Regions from separate parts of the Homo sapiens genome. Here region 2 is linked to region 1. The links are chromatin loops, found by intact Hi-C in ENCODE. Cell type or tissue: CD4-positive, alpha-beta T cell. All regions are shown on one strand. Links, peaks and the distances in the headings refer to the core of each region. The heading gives the core; the rest is flanking DNA. Region 1 has its middle 120 kb from the start of LINC02225. Region 2 overlaps RAB3C (RAB3C, member RAS oncogene family).

Evidence for each region. A loop is a pair of places that touch in the nucleus more often than their neighbours do. Peaks named below come from ENCODE experiments on the same cell type or tissue, not always from the same donor. Only the 100,000 strongest peaks of a DNase experiment are listed, where the experiment ranks them.
Region 2: a loop joins it to region 1, with 5 times the contacts of the local background. A loop is called at or near these places in 8 of 110 quality-filtered maps.

The regions. Positions count from the first base shown.
Region 1 is chr5:57,776,582-57,781,967 of GRCh38, reverse strand. No RefSeq gene overlaps it. Among named protein-coding and RNA genes, the nearest start is that of LINC02225, 120 kb to the left of the region's middle. In CD4-positive, alpha-beta T cell, for the core only: a CTCF peak has its summit at 2,397 (motif pointing left); a DNase peak (open chromatin) is centred at 2,377.
Region 2 is chr5:58,847,519-58,852,904 of GRCh38, reverse strand. RAB3C (RAB3C, member RAS oncogene family) reads right to left here. Exons shown (of 5, transcript NM_138453.4): 5 at 1-1,741. The coding sequence ends at 1,554. Among named protein-coding and RNA genes, the nearest start is that of PDE4D-AS1, 190 kb to the left of the region's middle. In CD4-positive, alpha-beta T cell, for the core only: a CTCF peak has its summit at 2,351; no DNase peak of the experiment used is centred there.

The sequences.
Region 1 (5,386 bases), core at 96-5,095:
CCCTTGGTATAATCTATAGAGGCCAGGGCACAAAATAACATGGACAATGCACCCAGAGGTCAAAGAGAAGATATCCAGCACAGAGGGATTTGTTATGTGCTTACGGTTATGGTTTGAACTATATCCCTTCAAAAAGATACACTGAAGTCTTACTCCCCAGTACCTCAAGATGTGACCTTATTTGGAAATAGGGTCTTTACAGAAGTAATCATGTTAAAATGAGGTCATTATGGCAGGTCCTATCCAATGTGACTGTGTTTTTATAGAAAGTGGAAATTTTGACACAGAGACAGACATGCACAGAGGGAAGACCGTGTGAAGACACACAGGGAGAAGATGATAATAGGACTGGAGTGAGGCATTTGCAGGCCAGGGGATGCCAGGATTGCTGGCAAACACCAAGAGGCAGAAGAAGCCAGGAAGGATTCTCCCTAGAGCTATCAGAGAGACCTTGGCCCTCTTTGCACCTCGATTTCAGACTTCCAGCCTCTAGAACTATAAGAAAATGAATTATCTGTTGTTTTAAGCCATTTGGGTTTTGGTACACTGTTAAGGCAGTCTTAAGAGGCCAACACACTTGCTAAGATGCAACTGCCCTGACTGAGCAGCCTTAATTTCTCAGAGTGGGTTCTGGCTTCAAAATGGACCTTAGAGAAAATGATGTCCAAACCTTTTACTTTACAAATAAGAGAAATAAGACATAAGAGAGGCTTGCTTACAGTCACTCAACTGGTAACCAAGATCAAACCACTGAATCCCCAGAAAGCTTTCTGTCAGCTCTACATCGGCAAGAAGTCAGGGACACGATTCTCAACCTAGCAAAGCACATTGCACAACACTTTGCCACCCACCTAGCATATTATCCACGTTACAGGATTCTCCAGAATAGATGACGAGTGCCATCCTTTGCTGAACTCTCACATCTCTGTAGTACTAGCAGCTTTTAGAGGGGGCTCTCAGCTAACGGAAACAGCTCAGAAATAAAAATTTGTCTCTGTTCTTTCTTAGTGCTAAAGAAAATGTCGAATAACCCTGAGAAAGACCACCACTAACTCTCTAGGACAAAATGTTTTACTTCCTTGTGAATTGGCCATAAAAAGAGTTACCCAAACAATGCTCATTGATTGAAGATTGACTGCCCCACATATCTTGAAGAAATGATAAGAAACTACACAGTCAGCAGTTAAAAGTGTTAGAGAGAATGAGAGAGAGGGTAGACAAGTGCCACCCAGAAGTAAATAGATTTCCTATAGCACTGTGATCTTTCTTATCTAGAGGAAGGTTTTGTTTTTTTGTCAATCAATCCCAGCAGATCTTCTGAGGGCTGACCACACCCTGGACTGGGGAATGCTCGGGAAGGAATAGGGGAAGGAAGAGGGGAGAGGCGATTTCCTGATGGGTCAGGTGCTGGCAAGTGTCTGGACCCTGGGAAAGTCGTGGTGTAGGAATTCCTCTCCTTGGAGAGCAACCAGAGCAGCAGGAACAATGCTGGGAACCGCTGGTGGTGACTCTCAGGTCACGCCTTGAACAGTGCAGTCCATGGGCACCAGGCTAGGACACCGCACCTCCCAAACCCTGGGCAGCGCAGTGTATACTCCCCTCGTTCAGTCCGGCTGCCGACGTGGAGTGCTGTTCTCCTGGCTAGTTCTATTTAAGGGAGACAACTAGCTTCATACAAGATTAACGCATCAGGATAACTAAAAAGGCAAAGTCTGATTAAGACTTTCCTTTAGGTCCCAATAGTCCCAAACGGAGACTACCACTTTCTTGGCTCTTGACTGATTGTTCTCCCAAGGGAAAGGCATATTTTGACTCTCAAAGTGATCCCTTTATGTGCAGTTTCTAATTTGTCTGCAGAGATATAAATACTTTAGATGGCGTCTCTCCTTATAAAGCAACTCAAAAATTATATAACTGTGAATTAAAGGGCCATGTTTCCCTGCTTCTGTGTCCCCATGCCCTTTGAAGACAGTGTGCTGAGGAGGCACAGAGAGACCTTCTGCCTTGGCCAGAGCACCAGTGAAAGTAACACTCATTTAATGGAGGCTATAATAGCCTATTTCTACATCAGTTTTTCTTCTATTTAGAAAAGTTTCTTCTCTCACTATCAAAAGTAAACTATCTGTTAAGAAGTATTTAATTACTATAGGAGTTTCCTTCAGCTAGATCAGTGCAGAGAAAAGCCAAGATAAACCAAGATAAATCCATTTTAAAATGCCTTATTGAAAACCAGATTTCCTACTTCTTCAGAGACTAGCTGGAAAATAACCATTAGGATAATTTACTTGCCTTATTTTCTCTTTCATTCATATGTGAACAGGACACCTAGCTCTTCCTGAGCATTTTAGAAGCCTCCGTGGCCTTCAAATCTGGTGCATTGGTGACCTCTAGAGGACAGAATCTCATTCCAGACTCAATATTAAGGTTAAAGAATCCAGTGCTCTGGGGAGAATGTGAATACATTATCAATATTGCAGCTGCAAAATAGCTTTGGGCTCTCACAGGCACAAGAAGCTTCAAGAAATTATCTTCCTCCAGGTAAAATCTCCAAGGTGTCAAATGATGCATTTTCTTGTAAATGAGAGAAGTTTGTTGTTGATGGAAACTTTTAAAAGATGGATTATTTCCCCTAAGATGTAGCCCGTTTTTTGACAGATTCCCAACTGAATCTGAAACATTAGATTCCCAACTGAATGGGAAACATTAGAGGTTCGCTGAAGTGGATGTCTTTCGCCATCTTTTGCCTACTCCCCACCCCTCAGCATCCTGCCCAATTCTCAACACAAGTATTTGAGAATATCAGAAAAAGGATTCAAAGACTTATTCTGGAACCCCTCTACATTGTCAGGGCTTTGCATTTCTTGGTGTGAGTAAAGTAGCTTGCCATGCTTCACTACATTTTCCTTCACCAGCAGAGCTTTCAACATAGCTGAGAGGGGTTAGAGAGGGGTTAGAGAGGTCCCAGGGCCATAGAGGCTGAGTTAAGGCATGATTGTGCAATGGGCCTCTAATCTCCCATAGCATTTCCAAGAGGTCCTGGGAGAGAATTGCCTTTGCATTCATTCATAGACAGAGCCAAGAGCTTTGAATCGCTTTTACTCTCAGGTAGTAACACAGACTCCATGCTGCTTAATCCATGGAGACAGAAGTCAGACTTACAACTCAACCTGCAATGCAGGGCCATTTAGGACCAGGTCATGGCATCATTGAATAAACATTGTTTTTTAATGTAAAGCTGTTCTACATTCTGGGCACATTTCCTGGTATTTATTATATGTTATCTTTTATTTTCACAGCTGCCCTGCAAAGTGTGTGTTAATCTATTTATTTTACTGATAAGAAACTAAAAGAGCTCACTCAATCAGTGTTACACAACATATAACTAGAAATTTGCTTATATTCCTAAATGTGTGGTATTTCCATTATATCACAAGGTTTCTAACATCAAATGTTTGGGCAGAAAATGAGTGTTTCACCCATGGTTTACACTACTCACTTTACAAATAAAGAGATGGAGGAAAAGAAATAGCATGCCTGAGGCCACACACTTTAGTGGCAGAGTTAGAGTTAATAGCAAGTATTTTAATTTCCATGCCAGGGCTTGGGTCACTATACAAAGTGCATAATGATTTCCTTCTTGCCTTTGCAGGAGCTATAAAAGATGTCTATGAAAGTAGCATAAATACCAGAAAGTAATTCTCCTTTAACATTTCCTCTTCCATTTACCTGACTTTGGTTTTCCACATTAGGGAGCGCTTTCTGAGGAACCCAGGGAATCCTACAAGGCTCCCAACTCTAGCTCCAAGGCCTCCCTCACCATTTTCTCTTTTGTACCATTGTCCTTATTTATATCTATATGGGAAAGAAAATTAGTCTCTGCGGCGCACAAGCAAAAGCCCATTAACACAATGAGAAGAGCAGTAGGCCTTAACACTTAAGACTCAGAGATAGATTATAATAGACATTTGAAAACTAGACAGTTTTCTAGAATTAGACTTCTGTTTTGTCTAAGAATCTATTCATACGACCTCTGGAAAGACCCAGCAATTTCTCAGCAAGTCAGTTTCTGCTCCTAATATATTGTTTAAATTCTATAAAAAGATATTTCTACCTAGTTAAGGCTTACAAATAAATGATAAAACTGTTATATAGCTTAAATCAAACTATTCTACTGACAATTAAATGATGCAATAAGTACTCAAAACTCTACAATGCATTTGTTATACAAGAATGAATATTCAATTTTTGCTTCTATAACTTCTTTCTATGGCCCAATTCTTGATACATCCCCAAGTTAACACTTCTCAGAAATATGCTAGCTCTTTTGAAGCTTTTATCAGTGTAATGTTGTTAGCAGTTCTAGTGAAGATTTAAGTTAAGAGGCTAAAGCTGGTAGCCAAATGGTAGTTTGGGGATTATCTGGGAATTTCAAGGATCTCTGTTAGCACTGTCCCCATAGTATGGTTGATGACAGAGTTTTCAGTGACTCATCTTTGCAGTCAAATTAAGGGGTTTTGGGAACCACCCAGGTCTTCAAGGCCAGTTGTTAAAAAGTAACAAGCTTCCTACATTATTAGAAATCGGGGGCTTGTTATCTTGCCTAAGGAACTGGATAAACTGAATCTTACTCATTTGACATTTAGAAGTCATTATGGAGAATCAGAAAAACTCTCATGTTGGTTGGCTAGTAAGCTGGAGTTTTATTAAGCCTTGTAAAAGTATAAGACAAATAAACATAGAGTATGAAGGGTTGCCCAGTTGTAGGTCTATGATAGTATGAGAGAAGTAGAGTAGACGAGTCGAGAAGTGGAGTTAAAGATAGTATAGAGAGAAGAGAGTTAAAGAATTCTGATTTCTTTCTCTGAGTTTTAATGTCTGACCTGCCTTATTCCAATTTCAAGGTCAGCCAGCAGACTAGCACCACAAACACTAATTAGAAAAGCCCTGTTCAACATTCTCCTCTATCCTTTTGCCATAGTGGAGCAGTTAATAACAGAACTGCAGCAGGGCTCTCAGCTAGTAGTAAATTGAGAACATTTTCATGGGGATTGTGTGCTGCTCAATCTAGTTCTTAACCCAGGAAGGTTGGTTAGTATAACATTATGAAATGCTTTTCAAATGTCAGCTATTATTTCTGCAGTGATCTCTTACTGATGTATGTTTAGGGCTCAACAGACTGTTATCTAATTTCTCACCATTCCCCAAGTTCTGCCACAAACAAGCTGAGGCACATCGAAATCTCCCACACCATGCCATAAAGCAAAGTTAAGCCTTCTCAGCAGATGCCTATTAACAATTAAAGCAAAGTTTGGAAAGAGAGCTTTTAGTTGAGAAATGCTGCAGGCAGTCAAATAGGGAACAGAAGAGAAGCACTTAAAAGTTTTTG
Region 2 (5,386 bases), core at 205-5,204, 1.1 Mb before region 1:
AATACTTTCATGGGAAGCCTCTCTATTTTTGAGAAGAGGAAAAAAATTCTTTGACATAACCACCAAAAAAGTAGAAAGTTCACTTAACGAAACTATCCTTCCAAATCTGCCAAATAATTCCTGCTTCCTTCCTAAATCCTAGCTTTAAATAATGCTGGACAGTGATACAGAGGCCAAATTTCCCTGTTGCTCTCTGTACAGCTGGTAGGATTTGTTGTTTTCTCTTTATTCATATAGGTCCTTTAGGAAGTTTGTGATACAAAATTAGAATGCTCCAGTGGTTTCCTCCCTCTTTTAAATTGCTATGGATCCTAAATATTTCTGAAATTGAAATACTACAGTTATAGAATGTTTCCTGTGTAACTTAAGCATTCACGTAATAGGAATATGCTTTAGAATTTATGAACATCTGGACTTAAAAAGATGATTAAAGATTAAAATTTTCCTTTTTCTCAACTGGGGACCCTTTGAAATCTGATTTAAATAGCATCTAAACAGGTAAAAGAACTTAGCTGAGGTTTGAGAAGATGGCCGTGTTTGGGGAGGCAAGTCTACATCCTACGGAAAGAGGAGCCCTAACAAGCTTCAACATAAGCTCTAGTCCAAGAGTTGGTGATGGTTCCAGAAAGTGATGGTGGTGGTGGTGTGCATTATGGGGGTTGGGGAAGGCAAGTCATTGAAAAATAAGGGGGCTTGGACCTTGGAATTCCATAGCTACTCATACCCTTCTTGGTTAAAATGCTTGTTGCATAACTGGCATTCAGTAGATATGTCTCAATCTGTTCAATGATGTTGAATATTCACAGAATTGGGAAGGATCAGTGGAAAAAGCAGTCCTGGGTAGATACTTGCTTATTTAAATGTGTAAACGAAGATTATTGTTAAATAGCCCCAGTCAGGTAATATTAATGACTTAGGAAAATTGCAAGGACCTTAAAAACAACATTTCAATTTCTTTATAGGCCAATGATCTCAGTTATTAATAACAGTGAAATAAAGACACAGTTCCCAACAGTAAACTGACCAGACTCGTGACAGCGTCCCTAATCATGAGAAAAACTTCCATTTGATTTTCAACTAAGAGTAAAGCAAATGAAGTCTTGTGACTTCTTCCTCTGCACGCATGCGGGCATGCGTGCACACACACACACACACACACACACACAAGCAATTCCTTGGTCATCATTCCTACAAGTGAATAGCATAATTTGAATCAATGGGACAAAAGCCAGTTGTAGTGAGATTATAGTCTGATGTCCCAGAAGTAGTCTGAGAACAAATTTGAAACAAAAAGAGCCTAGCAGACAAATAAATAACAAGTCACATGCAGGTACCAGATGTTTATAGATGGATAGTCCTTATAAATTTAAGATCACATATTTGCCACATATTAAACAGGAAAGCTCCCAAGAATTGAATGCGTACGAGCCATTGACATCAATTTATTCCTTCAAATAATTGTTAGGCAGTATAAATGAAGGCTAATAGACCATTTACAAATGCTGTTTGTTGGCAACCAGAGCCCCCTGGAGCTGCCTGTGTGCACGGGGACACTAGCAGGCACAGTTGGGCTGCGGTGGAGGAGGAGTTTCCTTGAGTCTCGTGTTCTGCTTTGCAGCAGTGATGGCAGGATCAGTCTCCAAACTCTCTGACATTTTGTCGCAGATGATATCCACAAGGCGCTCAAATGTCTGCTTGACATTAATGTTGTCCTTGGCACTTGTTTCAAAAAACTCAAACCCTGGAAGAAACACACAGAAACACATCTTGGTTATTTTGCATTTCTGAAATTAAATGGGACTTGATTATGGCTTTCAATAGTGATGAGGTGATGGTGAGACATCAGTGGGTGGTAGGTTTGGGGTAGGTAAGAGATTAGAGGTGGGCATGAGGTACCATTTAAGCAAATGCTACCATCTCTTACTCCATTAACCATGAACAAAAGAGTTATAAAGTGGAATTGGTGATGTTCACATTTTATTTTTCTCTGTTGATTCATTTGCATTATCAGCATGACTGAATAGATTAAAAATATTCTATTGCAAGAGTTAGTAATGACAACAGTAAGAATCCTCAATACCAAATCTATCTGTAAGAATCTTCAACACTAAATCTAGATTTTCCATCCCTTCCCTCAACCCCTAGCGCACCATGTAGACTCTTGCAATCTTTTCATGGCATTATTTGGCATCTTATTCTGTTTTTATTTCCAGATTCTACCAAAATTTTTAATTTCAATTTTTTAAATCAATTTAAAGCTCAGAAGGCTTGGTGTGCATATTCTGCTGTAAAAGGGAATACCAAGCTCCAATATAATCCAGCTCTAACTTTTCCATGTCTGCCCTGCTGCTGCCTAATGATCGGTCTGAGAGTGGGCTTCTAGTAAATTGTCAGTATCTAAAAGGACACAAGATGGCACTGAAGAGTCATAAGATTTACCTTAAACCTGCTTCAACCTCCTTCAGAAAATTTTTGAGTAGTGTTATTCCAACAGCCCTCCAGGGCTTTGTATACCTCTGCACCTATCAGCTGGGTGCTGATTTTTCCATAGCTTCTGTTATCTATCAGCAGGAATGTTTTTACCAACATCTGGGAAAGGGCACTTGGTAAATTTCAAATGAGCTGCCAGAGATTGTTAAGAAGTTACAAAATGCAGCAACAGTTTCACACTTTCACCTATGTGCCACTGTACCTGGGCAGAAGCAGCCTTAGTATGCTGCTCTGTACACAGTCTTATCACTCTATTGTTTGCATTCACATTCCACTGGCTGAGCTTGCCAGTCAGTTGCCATGACAACCTCCCCACTAGGCCAGCCAGAGATTGCTCTGGTCCATTCAGGGGACGTTGATTTAGGATGTGTTGGGCTGAACATAGAAAGGCTTTTCTAATCCATTCTGAATTTTACACCCTATAAATCCTTCTGGTTACATCTGGCCCTATCTCAGAGGAGCCGCATGGATTCAAAATGATGAAATCATGTGATTTCATCCCAGCTCCTGGGGCCAAAGGAAAAAGAACAGATTAATATTTTGCATCCATGTCAAAATCCCTCAAATAACCTAGAAATACTTATTTTCTTAAATAGTATTGAAGCTAGACAACAAAAGGCAAGTGTCGTGAGTTAAAATCTCCAACTTAGTCGTTATACTATTTGGTTCAATGACTACATCTGAGCTTGAATTTCACTAGCTACTCTCGTTAAAATCCACATGAATAACTGCAGGATTGGGGTTGAAGAACATCAGTAGAGTCAAGGTTCTATAAAATAGAGCTGGATATTTCAAACCATTGTGGCTTGTATTTTTCTTTCCTTTTGTCTCTCTGGACAATGCTTATATGGCTCTCTTATAGTCTACATTTTAAAAATCTGCAGATAAGGCCATCTGGTGTTAACAGAGCTCTCTTTTATAATGTTTGTGCAGTCTTTAGAGCTAGATCGTTCAACTTCCAGTAATTCAATCCAGATTTGGGGAAAGGCAAGCATGGATCTAAGCAAGATCCTTGTTGCTAAGATATCAGAACTATTGGCATGCTTGTGGTGATTTTCCCAGACCTAATGGGAGGATGCTTTATGTCATAAGATACCAAGAACCCACTGAAGAATTCAAGATCCCTGAATGAGCCTTTGAAGAAAAAACATCCAAGAATTTGGTACAAAGGTCTCATTTACAAGTTCAATTTTTTCATCTCTTTTGCTAACACTTCTTGTACTTATTAGTATGATTTGGGAAGTCACTGAGCTTGAACGGTATCATAAAAGATTTAGCCATTATGAAAAGATGATAATCCACACAAGGTTTTATCAAATGTGACTCCTTTACCCTGGGCATCTCAACACCCTATCATCATATTGGTATACAATTTGAGGTCAGTAAAATTATCTTTGATCTCAGAAGCCAACATGATCTCAGCTTCTCAACCTTAACTGGAACCCTAAGAATATGTGGCTATTAAAGAGACAATGTGCCAGAAATAATGGCACCTATTTATTCAGCATGCTGAGAAGGAGACATCATGATATGGTGAGAGATAGATTATCAGTCAAAAGATGTGGGATCTAGCCCCACTTAGCAACACTTCTAGCTTTGGGACCATGAACAAGTCACTTTAAAAAAAATCCTTAATTTCCTTATTTATGACATTTGCCTTACTTAACTTACAGGGTTATCATGAGGCTAAAATGAGAAAAGATAGGCATAAGTGCCAAGCAAACTAGAAAATGCTATGATAACAACAATAGCAATAATAAACTAACATTTGTTGAATGATTACTATATAATAGGTACTATTCAGAGCATTTTATACATTTTAACTCATTTTATCCATTAGTAGGTACCATTATTTTCTCCAATTTACTGATGAAATAGAGGCAGAAAATGGCTCCGTAATTTGCTCAAGTATTTCGTTGCTCAGCTAGTAAATGGCAAAGCTGGAACATGAACTACTAACTTGTACACTCTCCTGCTTCTCCAGATACACTGAAAAAGTAAGCTACCATTTTGTTTTGGCTAAATTGTAAGTCCTATGTTAATTAACAATCACAATATACCATAAACTTTCATCAAGTTAAATAATCAGAAAATAATTAACTAGATTTAACACTGCCAGTAAACCAAATGAAACAATCTTTCTTGGTGATTCCAAAAGTACTCTGATATCTTACACTGCTCAAGATTCATCAAGATGGTCATCATGACAGCTGTATTTCTATACAGAATTCTAGATTTATAGATATAAAAATTTATGGAGGCTGGGTGTGGTGGCTCATGCCTGTAATCCCAGCACTTTTGGAGGCTGAGGCAGGTGGATCACCGAGGTCAGGAGTTCGAGACCAGCCTGGCCAACATGGCGAAACCCTGCCTCTACTAAAAATACAAAAATTAGCCAGGCGTTGTGGCATGTGCCTGTAGTCCCAGCTACTCAGGAGGCTGAGCCAGGAGAATCGCTTGAACCTGAGATGTGGAGGTTGCAGTGAGCTGAGATCGCACCACTGGCACTCCAGCCTGGGTGACAGAGCGAGACTCCATCTCAAATAAATAAATAAATAAAGGTTCTGGAAATTAAAGTGCTTCTCATTGACCAGATATGCTGGGATCTCTTGTCATAAGTTTGTCATAAAATAAGATATTCAGGATCAAAATCAATATCATTAGTATTTTAGCATTTAGTAGTTTAGATTTGGGGTACAGGGATGTTTAGAAAATCAAGTGGGGCTTGATTTTCTATCCAAGCGAATCAGTCTTTTCATTCAATCACCTGTGTATGAGGATGCTCATGCCCTCAACTGTGTGTGCCCATGGGTGCTTAAAGCTCATGGCCTAAGTTATAACCACTAATGCAACCACTACAGCCTTTGTTCTTTCACTAACTCAGATTTTATGGCTG